2 separate regions of the Homo sapiens genome follow, and region 2 is linked to region 1. A link is a contact called in ENCODE Hi-C or POLR2A ChIA-PET data. All regions are on one chromosome and are shown on one strand. Each heading gives the region's core, a stretch centred on a gene start or an enhancer-like site at or near the end of the contact. The rest is flanking DNA. Distances are from core to core; before and after follow the strand shown.

The links. A loop is a pair of places that touch in the nucleus more often than their neighbours do. ChIA-PET counts read pairs that join two places held with the same protein, here RNA polymerase II (POLR2A). Pooled maps may share reads with other maps.
Region 2: a pooled map shows a loop between it and region 1 (2.9-fold over the local background). The contact joins the enhancer-like site here to the promoter of CYP1B1 in region 1. A Hi-C loop is called at or near these places in 2 of 168 maps with a recorded cell type or tissue (MCF 10A and mammary epithelial cell) and 4 of 50 pooled maps. POLR2A ChIA-PET finds 5 or more read pairs at or near these places in 6 of 52 experiments (BJ, GM10248, MCF 10A and 3 more).

The regions. Positions count from the first base shown.
Region 1 is chr2:38,074,901-38,080,298 of GRCh38, reverse strand. CYP1B1 (cytochrome P450 family 1 subfamily B member 1) reads left to right here and starts at 4,148. Exons shown (of 3, transcript NM_000104.4): 1 at 4,148-4,519; 2 at 4,910-5,398. The coding sequence starts at 4,911. RefSeq lists silencers at 3,033-3,152, 4,063-4,152, cis regulatory regions at 3,196-3,225, 4,146-4,153, an enhancer at 3,127-3,325 and a promoter at 2,792-4,167.
Region 2 is chr2:38,231,401-38,236,798 of GRCh38, reverse strand. All of the region lies in intron 1 of LOC102723739 (a long non-coding RNA gene), which reads left to right. It also overlaps the pseudogene RPL7P12. Among named protein-coding and RNA genes, the nearest start is that of CYP1B1-AS1, 100 kb to the right of the region's middle. Within about 2 kb of position 3,043, at least 4 of the 41 ENCODE cell types and tissues checked have a DNase peak (open chromatin) inside an H3K27ac peak, as active enhancers do.

The sequences.
Region 1 (5,398 bases), core at 2,899-5,398:
AAAGCACAGTGGCTACCCATTAAACTGACTTAGGGGTCACACTAGAGAGGAAGACCATGAAGAAAACTGAGTTCCAGCCTGACAGCAGAAGGGCAGAGCTTTCTGGGCTACTGGCTCTAAGGGCAATGCATATATCTGCTGATTTAAAATAATAATAACAATAATGGCTTTGGGTTTCCTTAGGTTATCCTCCAACCCAAAGAAACCAGTGGGCAGACATGTATACATGGAGTGGACTGGGTCAGCTCTTTGGCTTCCTAGCATGTTCTGCCATCTCTTTTTTTCTGATGACAGAACAAGCCCTTGCCCACAGGGTAAAAACCTGATGCCAGCCTGGCCCCCTGGAGTCCTTCTAGGACCCTGGAAGAGAGCTGTTCTCTTTCTCTTTGTTTTGTTAATTTTAAGCTGCTTCCTTGCCATGCAAAGAGAGAAAGCCCAAGCAAAGACCAGCATAGGCAGAGAGCCGGTAGAGCGGCCTGGGTCCTTGTATCCTGTGAAGCATCACGGTTATCCTTCTCTGCACATGGGCCAGTGCATTCCTGTTCTGCTTAAACAAGCTTAAGTTGTTCCTTCGAGTCAATACAAGATAAGATATTTTAAACCTCTCTCTACTTTAAACTATCCCTCTAGCTTAGCTGTTCTTTTTGAAAGTTATTTGCAACAAACAATTCAAGTTTGAGATTTGGGAGGGCAGAATGCCCATATTCTGTGTTGATTGAAAGGAGATTCCTGGGCCTTAGGTCCCTGCTTTGGTTGAGAAGTTGTGATGATAATTAAAGAGCCTGCGTAGATTCTCACTAGAGGCAGGGCTCTGCCTTGAGTTGGGTCGGGGTGCCAACAGGCTGCTCTGGATTTATCCGAAGTCCTTATCAGGGTACCGGATGGGGCATTCAATGAAGTTTGCACCATAAAGCCCTAAGAACTCCAGGCTTGAAGATTCTCTGCAAAAAGTGTTACCATAGCCAGTCATTTTGGTTTGCCATAACCGATAAGGGCTTATCTTTCTGACAGCACTTACCAACCTAGTTCCTCTGATTTTTGAGTCATGTCCTAGAAAAAGAGCTGAGCCCAAGGAACTACAGCTTGGAGGATATATCTGATCTATCTGCGATGGCAGGAAAGCATGCATCTAGTTGATCTAAAAACTAGATGGCATTATTGAGGAGTTGGACAGGCGGTCTTAGGAACAACCTCGTTTTATACTTTTTAAAAATAGGAATTTACTTAAAGGCAACTTCCATCTGCTCTCATTCTGGCAGAGGTATTGTGATAAAGGCTTTCAGGAATGTCAACAGCTCAGGATTGGCATTAGCTCATAGATAATTCCCGTCTACTAAATTAAAGTCTATGAGAGATTGATGCATGCACCAGAGTCTTGAATTATTAGGCAAGGATCTTGCTAAAGCTGGACATGGGAAGGTTGCTATGAAACTCATTTCAAAGGCTGTGTAGGCCAACTCACCTCTGGGAAACCAACGCTTATTATTAAACCAATGCAACTGCTCAAAAACTAAAACTCCATCACTATCTAAGTTCCCCATCATGGTGTGTGAAATCATTTCCAGAAAACTCTTCAAAAGATACCGAATAAAAGGCATCACAGGCCGGGCACGGTGGCTCATGCCTGTAATCCCAGCACTTTGGGAGGCCCAGGCTGGTGGATCACCTGAGGTCAGGAGTTTGAGACCAGCCTGGCCAGCATGGTGAAACCCCATCTCTACTAGAAAAATACAAAAATTAGCCGGGTGTGGTGGTGCGCACCTGTAATCCCAGCTACTTGGGAGGCTGAGCCAGGAGAACCTGGCAGGCGGAGGTTGCAGTGAGCCGAGATCACGCCATTGCACTGCAGCCCAGGTGACAGAGTGAGACTCCATCTCAAAAAAAATAAATAAATAAAAATAAAAATAAAAAAAGCCATCACGAAAAGACATTTCTTTATCAGGTCAGCAAATTGATTGCTGGTTTCAATCTCTCAAGAAGTCAGATTCTTTTCAGACACTCCTTTGTGTTTCTTTACAATGTAATCAGTCATTCCAGGGTCAGCTATGAGGCACACTCCCCTGGCCTCCCTCATAAGCAATTTAATTGCAAAGGGTTAGCATACTATTTCTTCTCTGCTATTCTCAGAATTCTCAATTATGAAAACAAAAACAATAATTAAAAAGTTCTTCCAGCTGATTTTTTTTTTTTTTTTTTTTTTGAGACAGAGTCTCACTTAAACTCTGCTGCCCAGGCTGTAGTGCAGTGGTGCAATCTCTGCTCACTGCAACCTCTGCCTCCCACGTTCAACCAATTCTGCTGCCTTCCCCCCTGATCCCCGAGTAGCTGGGATTACAGGTGTGCACCACCACGTCCGGCTAACTTTTGTATTTTTAGTAGATGGGGTTTCGCCATGTTGGCCAGGCTGGTCTCGAACTCCTGACCTCAAGTGATCCGCCCGCTTAAGCCTCCCAAAGTGCTGGGATTACAGGCGTGAGCCACTGCGCCTAGCCCCACGTGCATTTTTTTTTTTAAGGGAGGCAGGAAAGAAGGCATTTGGGCCTCTTATCTGCAATTTTCTTCCGTGTAAACTTATGTGAAGGATCTGGAGTGGGACTTGGTGGCTTCAAGCCCTGGCTCCACTTCTTGATGGCTGCGCGACCTGGGTTAAGTCACGCAACCTCTCTGAACCCTAGTTTATTCATCTGTAAACAGGTCAATAATAGCACGAGATTCGCAGCGCGAGTGGAGCTCAAAGTGCAGGGTTGTCCCTGGTGAACCTATCACTTTTATATTTATCCTTTGATGAAGCCAGTACAATTCCTACCTGGTTAACCAGATACATCCCACCTCTTCCCTCGAGTTCGCCCTTCCCCCCGCCTCGTGAAGTCCTTGTTCTCTTAGCTGTCTTGAAAATCCTATGCATCAGCATGTAGGAAAGGGCGCGCCAGGCGGGGGAAGCCACCCCCGCCCAAGCGCCTCCGGCTTCCCTTATAAAGGGAGGGCCCCCTTCGCGACCGCAAGCGCGCCCAGGAAGACCACAGAGCCGCCGGTGCGCAGCGAGGTGGCGATACGCGCCCGGGCTCGGCCTGCGGGTGGTGGCCCAAGCGTCCGCCTCGCTGGCCTGGCAGGCGCGACTGTGCGTGCGCAGCCGAGGGTGGTGGCGGCCGGCACCCCACGCCAAGGGTGGTGGTGGCCGGCACCCCACCCTCGGCCGCCGCCTCCGCGTGTCAGGTGCCGTGAGAAGCGCGGGAGGAGCGGCCGCAGGCAGCGCCCAGGGATATGACTGGAGCCGACTTTCCAGAAGCGGCGCACGCAAAGCCCAGCTCCGCACGCAAAGGGGAGGCGACAGCAGAAACTTCAACCCGATAAAGTTCGCCGGAGCGCGGAGATTCGCCTCCTCCTGCCACTCTCCGCCCCGCTCGGGTCCCGCCCCGCTAGCTCCCCCAGGCCCCCCCAGTCGCCCCAGCTTGGCTCCCCGCCCTGCGCCAACGGCTTCCATCGCAGCCTGGGCGGCCCCGCGCCCACCAGCGGGCGGCGCCACCTGGAGTGGCCTCTACGCGGGAAATCTCAGGGCCAGCTGCGCCCCAGGAGCCTTTGTGTGCCCAAGCACTGTCGGGGCCCCGGGGCGGGGGAGCGGCTACTTTTAGGGATTCCTGATCTCGCCGCAAGAACTGGAAAAAATTTAGCATGCCAAAGAGCCTCCACTGAGGTGGCAATTTGTTTGCGAGAACCTAAGATAAAATTTAAACAACCAACCAGGGGCGCTGTGAGGCAAACCGCTGCCACTACACTGGCTTTCCGGGAAGCAAGCTCAAGTCGCGGAGAGGGAAGGGAGGTCGTGCGCTCGGGGCGGGGCGCGCTCCCAAGTCGAGCGCAGCGGCCGGGGCAGGTTGTACCGAGCGTGGTTCTGGGGACACCGTGCGGCCTCGATTGGAGGTGGCTGTGATGAAGCGCGGTTACCGCACAATGGAAACGTGGGCACCTCCGCTCCCATGAAAGCCTGCTGGTAGAGCTCCGAGGCCGGCCGGTGCGCCTGGACGGGAGTCCGGGTCAAAGCGGCCTGGTGTGCGGCGCGCCCCGCCCCCCGCAGGCCCCGCCCTGCCAGGTCGCGCTGCCCTCCTTCTACCCAGTCCTTAAAACCCGGAGGAGCGGGATGGCGCGCTTTGACTCTGGAGTGGGAGTGGGAGCGAGCGCTTCTGCGACTCCAGTTGTGAGAGCCGCAAGGGCATGGGAATTGACGCCACTCACCGACCCCCAGTCTCAATCTCAACGCTGTGAGGAAACCTCGACTTTGCCAGGTCCCCAAGGGCAGCGGGGCTCGGCGAGCGAGGCACCCTTCTCCGTCCCCATCCCAATCCAAGCGCTCCTGGCACTGACGACGCCAAGAGACTCGAGTGGGAGTTAAAGCTTCCAGTGAGGGCAGCAGGTGTCCAGGCCGGGCCTGCGGGTTCCTGTTGACGTCTTGCCCTAGGCAAAGGTCCCAGTTCCTTCTCGGAGCCGGCTGTCCCGCGCCACTGGAAACCGCACCTCCCCGCAGGTCAGTCTGTCTGCCGAGGCGCTGCCCGGCGACCTCTTCAGATGGATTATTACAGGTAGCGGGTGGCGTGGTAGGTACTTTAAAGGAAATCAAGCGCCACCGCCTCGATGCCCGCAGCGTTGTCCCCAGATTGCAGGAACCGTTACGCGCCTTGCGGGGAGGGGAAGGGTTTGGCGCTGGGTTACAGCGAGGTGGAAACACGCCCCTTCTCTTCTCCAAGGGAGAGTGGGTTGGGGATGGGAAGGGGCGTCTTCGGCCATTTCTCCAGAGAGTCAGCTCCGACCTCTCCACCCAACGGCACTCAGTCCCCAGAGGCTGGGGTAGGGGCGTGGGGCGCCCGCTCCTGTCTCTGCACCCCTGAGTGTCACGCCTTCTCCTCTCTGTCCCCAGCATGGGCACCAGCCTCAGCCCGAACGACCCTTGGCCGCTAAACCCGCTGTCCATCCAGCAGACCACGCTCCTGCTACTCCTGTCGGTGCTGGCCACTGTGCATGTGGGCCAGCGGCTGCTGAGGCAACGGAGGCGGCAGCTCCGGTCCGCGCCCCCGGGCCCGTTTGCGTGGCCACTGATCGGAAACGCGGCGGCGGTGGGCCAGGCGGCTCACCTCTCGTTCGCTCGCCTGGCGCGGCGCTACGGCGACGTTTTCCAGATCCGCCTGGGCAGCTGCCCCATAGTGGTGCTGAATGGCGAGCGCGCCATCCACCAGGCCCTGGTGCAGCAGGGCTCGGCCTTCGCCGACCGGCCGGCCTTCGCCTCCTTCCGTGTGGTGTCCGGCGGCCGCAGCATGGCTTTCGGCCACTACTCGGAGCACTGGAAGGTGCAGCGGCGCGCAGCCCACAGCATGATGCGCAACTTCTTCACGCGCCAGCCGCGCAGCCG
Region 2 (5,398 bases), core at 1,794-4,293, 160 kb before region 1:
ATTGTTGCTTTTCTGATCACTTTCTTCATGGGGTCTACTGTTAAACAGAAGTTCTTAATTTGAATGTAGCCAAATTTATTATTTTTCTTTCATAGTTTTGTGTTTTCTTTAAGAAACCTTCACCTCTCTGATGTTCTAAAGATATTCTCCCATGTTGCCTTCAAAAGTTTTAGAGTTTTGCCTTGTGTATTTAAATCTTAAATCTGCTAGCATTTGATTCTTCTGCATGGTGCAAAGCAGGGATTAGTCACAGTATTTTCCCCCCCATGTAGGTAACCAGTGGCCTTGCACTATTTATTGAAGAGTTCATTGTTTCCTTGTCATCCGCAGTGCCTTCTCTTCCATCCTCAAGTACCCACCCTTCTCTCTTTCTCTCTGTCTCTGTTTCTCTAGTCTGTTCCATTGGGCAATTTGTCTATTTCTGTGCCAGTACAGCACTGTCTTTGTTATTTTAGCTTTGGAATAAGTCTTGATATTCCTTTTCAGGAGTGCTTTATTTACTCTTAGGTCTTTGTTCCTCCATATAATTTGAGAACTAGGCCGGGTGCAGTGGCTCACACCTGTAATCCCAGCACTTTGGGAGGCTCTGGTGGGAGAACTGGTTGAGCCCAGGAGCTCGAGACCAGCCTGGGCAATGTGGCAAGATAGACATAGACACGTCGTTATAAGACCATGTGTAAATATAACAAACATGAAACACTGGGGGAAGTTAGGGAAAGTATTAGATAAGGTAACATGTATGAAGATCCTCAATGAACAAAGATTCTGTATTCTGGCTTCAGATGTAAAAACCCTGTCTGTCCCATTTTGTCAAACCCCTTAGGGCCGAAAGTAACTACCAAGGGTACCCTCATTGAAACCCAAGGGGGGTTCAGTGATTCCACAGTTGGATCAGTTTGCCCTGGACCTATAAATCTAAACCAGCGTGCCCATCTATTTTTCTTTTGTATTCAAACATGGACATCAGCTCACAGCATCTCTTCTAGTATTCTGTTCACCTACATCCAGAATGTTTTGTAGATCTGTGTTGTCTTTCTCTGATAGACCTAATTAGAATCTCCTCAGTTTTTCATGAAGCCAATTCTACCAATTTTGCAAGCTCAATTTTCAATAGCTTTGCCTTCATGGTTTTATTCAATTCTGTACCAAATGTTTTGGGTCATACTTCAATAATGAATGAGTGCCTGTTATGGTGCTAGACACTTCATGGTGTGTGTTTTGGTGCTAGACGCTTTTAGAGAATACAGAGTCAAGGCATTTTGAGTTAGGTTGGCCTGGGTTCAAGTCTTGACTCTGCCGTATAAGCTGGGTGACTTTGGGTCAACCATTTAGTATTTTTTAAATAATTTTTATTTTTATTTCAATAGTTGGGGTACAGTTTTTGGTTACATGGATAAGTTCTTTAGTGGTGATTTCTGAGATTTTGATGCACCTGTCACCCAAGGAGTGTACGCTGTACTCAATATGTAGTCTTTTATCCCTCACGCCCCTACCACCCTTCCCCCAGAATCCCCAAAGTCCATTATATTGTTCTTATGCCTTTGCATCCTCATAGTGTAACTCCCACTTATGAGAATATATTATATTTGGTTTTCCATTCCTGAGTTACTTCACTTAGAATAATGACCTCCAGCTCCTTCCAAGTTGCTGCAAAAGGCATTATTTTGTTCCTTTTTATGGCTGAGTAGTATTCCATGTTGTATATATACCACATTTTCTTTAACCACTTGTTGATTGATGGGCACTTAGGTTGGTTCCATATCTTTGCAATTGTGAATTGTGCTGCCATAAACACATATGTGCATGTGTCTTTTTCATATAATGACTTCTTTTCCTTTGGGTAGATACCCAGTAGTGGGATTGCTAGATCGAATGGTACTTCTACTTTTAGTTCTTTAAGGAATCTCCATACTGTTTTCCGTAGTGGTTGTGGTAATTTACATTGCCACTAGCAGTGTAAAAGTGTTCCCTTTACACCACATTCATGCCAACATCTGTTGTTTTTCGACTTCTTAATTATGGACATTCTTGCAGGAGTAAGGTGATGTTGAACATTTTTTTTTCATATGTTTGTTGGCTGTTCATGTATATTTTTTGAGAATTGCCTATTCATGTTCTTTGCCCACTTTTTGATGGGATTATTTGTTTTTTTCTTGCTGATTTGTTTGAGTTCCTTATAGATTCCGGATATTTGTCCTTCACTGGATGCATAGTTTGCGACTATTTTCTCCCAGTCTATGGGTTGTCTGTTTAGTCTTTTGATTATGTGCTTCTTCATGTGTAACATGGGATGATAATTCTGGGTTGTAGGTGACATTACATAAGGGGTCTTGCACACATACTCTTTTAATCAAAGGAAAAACAAAAAATGTTAGTTCCAGAAATTAGAACAGAGGAAGACATCTTGCTTCTGAGATGATTATTTTTTTCTTAGAGGAGCATATGAAGTAGTGGAAGCTCAGACATTCACAGAGAACATGTGCTGGGAAAAAAACACATGCCAACGTAGTCCAAAGACTCGCATGTTCACTCTATTCTTATTCAGAAAGGACTTAAGATATCACTTAAAAATAAATCAAGACAACAAAGCGGATGAAAAAGCAAAGCAAAATCAAGGATGGGACATACGGTGAAGGGGGAAGGGGAAAGTGTGCAAATGCCCCCAGGGAGGCTGCTCCCTACACTTGCTTTATGGGGCCTCACATTCGATGCTGAGCTTTCCAGTGGCCACCACCAACAGTCATAGAGACAACTATGGATACCTGCAGTGAATGCCAAATACAGGAGAATAATCAGTGGAGGGAGGCTGGGGAGGGAAGCCTCCTTGAAAATGATGAGATTCGAGCCAGGTTTTGAAGGGTGTAAGAGCTATGTATTCCAGACAGAGGGAGCCACCCAAGCAAAATACGCAGAAGGAGAGTCAAGAGGTGGTCCTGGCATACAGGGATCCTTTGGGATAGTCTGGAGGAAGAGAAGATGACTGAGGCCTCTAATGCCAGACTTTACGCTTTCCTCAAAAGGAGCTGGTGAGTCACAGGAGAAAATGACCTGATGGGAGTGGTATTTGGAGGAAATTATCCTGGCACCACACAGCTATAATTTTCCCCTTTGCAAGTTAAAATTCATCACGGACATTTAGCAAAACGCTGTCACGCATGTCTCTCCTAATGTGGTCCACATCTGGCTCTGCCACTGGCAAATAGAGTATTTAGAAAATCTGTGCAGCATTAGTACCTAATAACCCTTTTTTAAACATAGTGAAGGAAATCGCAAACTTAGGAATGGCACATATCCTTCCAGATTAATTTAGTCCAGGTTCCCTATGTGACTTAAGAAATCCCTAGTTGCAGCTGCATCTAGTAGTCTGGACAACGGCGTGAGTGTTGAAATCCAGGGAGGTTGAGATTAATCTTAGAAATAAGAGTAAACTTAGTGATGCTCACTTTCAGTTTGCTTTCCTTGGATGTATAAAGTTTTGAGAGTTTAAAATGGCTTTAGACTTAAAAGCATTCTGCCTAAAATAATTACAGCACAACCAGCAGGGGTTTCTTTTCTAAAAGAAAGTTTTATTTGTGTAGGACGTGGACATCATGATCAGTTCAAATATTTGTATTTCAAAATTTAGGCTTGAATTTTGGCTGCATTGAGTCTTCCTTTGATGTATTTTGAGGGGCTAAAGAGCTCCTTCAGTTCCTAGAAAAACGAGGTTTGATCATTCCTCAGGGTCAGAAGCTGGCAGAAGGTAGGGACACCAAGTACTGAAGGGGCTAAGCATGTGGGGGCAGGAAAATATTTAAGGGAACATGCACTTTCTCAGCTCAAGACGCATCTCTCTTTTATAAGACTGTACATAATTTCTTCTTGACTTGAGTTAGTTTTAATCCATGTACGGTCTGTTCTCTGGAACAGCTGTTACAAGACTATGCTCCTTTCTCCCTTGGAAAAACCATGTCCTTGATAAATATTGATGGGGAAGTGGGGAGGGCAAGGCCTTATTGCATTGACTGTCATGTGTTCACTTAAATAATCCAAGCGACTGTTTTTTTGGGGGGCCATTCCCAATGGACTCTTGTGAAGCAAGTTAGATTCATTGAAAGAGGTGTTGCAAGATGAACAACAAACTCACTCCCTGGTTTGTGCCTGACTCTCCTCTGGGAGGATGATTACATTTGCAAGTAGGACAGCCACTGGAGAGAGTCCTGGTGAGAAGATCTAGATTTTGAATTCTTCTGTGCTTTGGTAAATTGTCCAAGTTGGGCTGCTCATTGTGAACCTGGGTGACTTCTTTTCTCTGTAGGAAAGTGCAAGTCAAATCTAGGTGAGATAAGAAAGTACAGAGTTTTGTAGTAATTCATTTTTTCTTAATGAAATTCAATCATTCACTTATTTGTTTATTTATTTTTATTTATTTATTTTTTCAATTTGAGAGCAGGTACTGTTTATTAACCAAACAGCTTAGAAAAATAATCATGGTAGACACCTTAGTTCATTCTTTTAATAAGTCTGTTGATCTGGTCCTCCCTGTTGCCAGGATCTCCACCTTCTACAAAGTGGGTGGCCTTTTCTTCTTTCCACCTCATGCAGAAGATAATTTGAAGGGCCACAGGAAGTTATTTGCTTCTTTGAAGCATTTTCCAACAGTATAGATCTCATGAATCAGATCCTCCATGCAGACGATGCCATATTTACCAAGAGATTGAGCAATCGAAGTGTTATCTGTCAAAGAAAGCAATTCGCTTCTTACTGATTTTGCCATAAGCACGCTTGTAGATTAGTTCATTTACTGACTTCAGATTTGGGTACTCCCATGCAATATATGGCTCTACAACCCTCAGCATGTTAATTGAAACTTTGTTGAGTTTCACAAAGGTTCCATTGAAGATTTGACGAAGGCGAAGAAGCTGCAACACCTTTCGGACCTTTGGCCTCACACCATTGATACCTCTGATCCTGATGACAAATGCCAATTTGGGTTCTTCAGGTACATAGAAGTTGCCAGCTTTTCTTGCCATCCTCGCCATTCATATTTCAGTTCTGTACATCTGCCTTTATTCCCTGTGATAGTGCTTTGCTTCTTCATAGATAAGCTTCCTCCTTGCCTTTCAAAGCATCTTTTAGGCAAACTTCTTTCAAAGGCACTTGATCTTCAGCTCTGAGAAATTCCTTCCCTTTTTCTTAAGGGTTTCTGGCATAACAGGAACCTTCTTCTTCTTCTCTTCTACATCCTCCATGGTTCCAGCTGGAAAAAGAGTTCATTCACTTATTTAACAAGTATTTATTGAGAGCCTTCTATGTGCTAGCTGCTGTGCTTGGTGGTAGGAATACTGAGAGCTATATTGACAAACACAATAAATCATAGCCCATAAACAATTGGTGTGACATCTGGCAGAGTAACAGC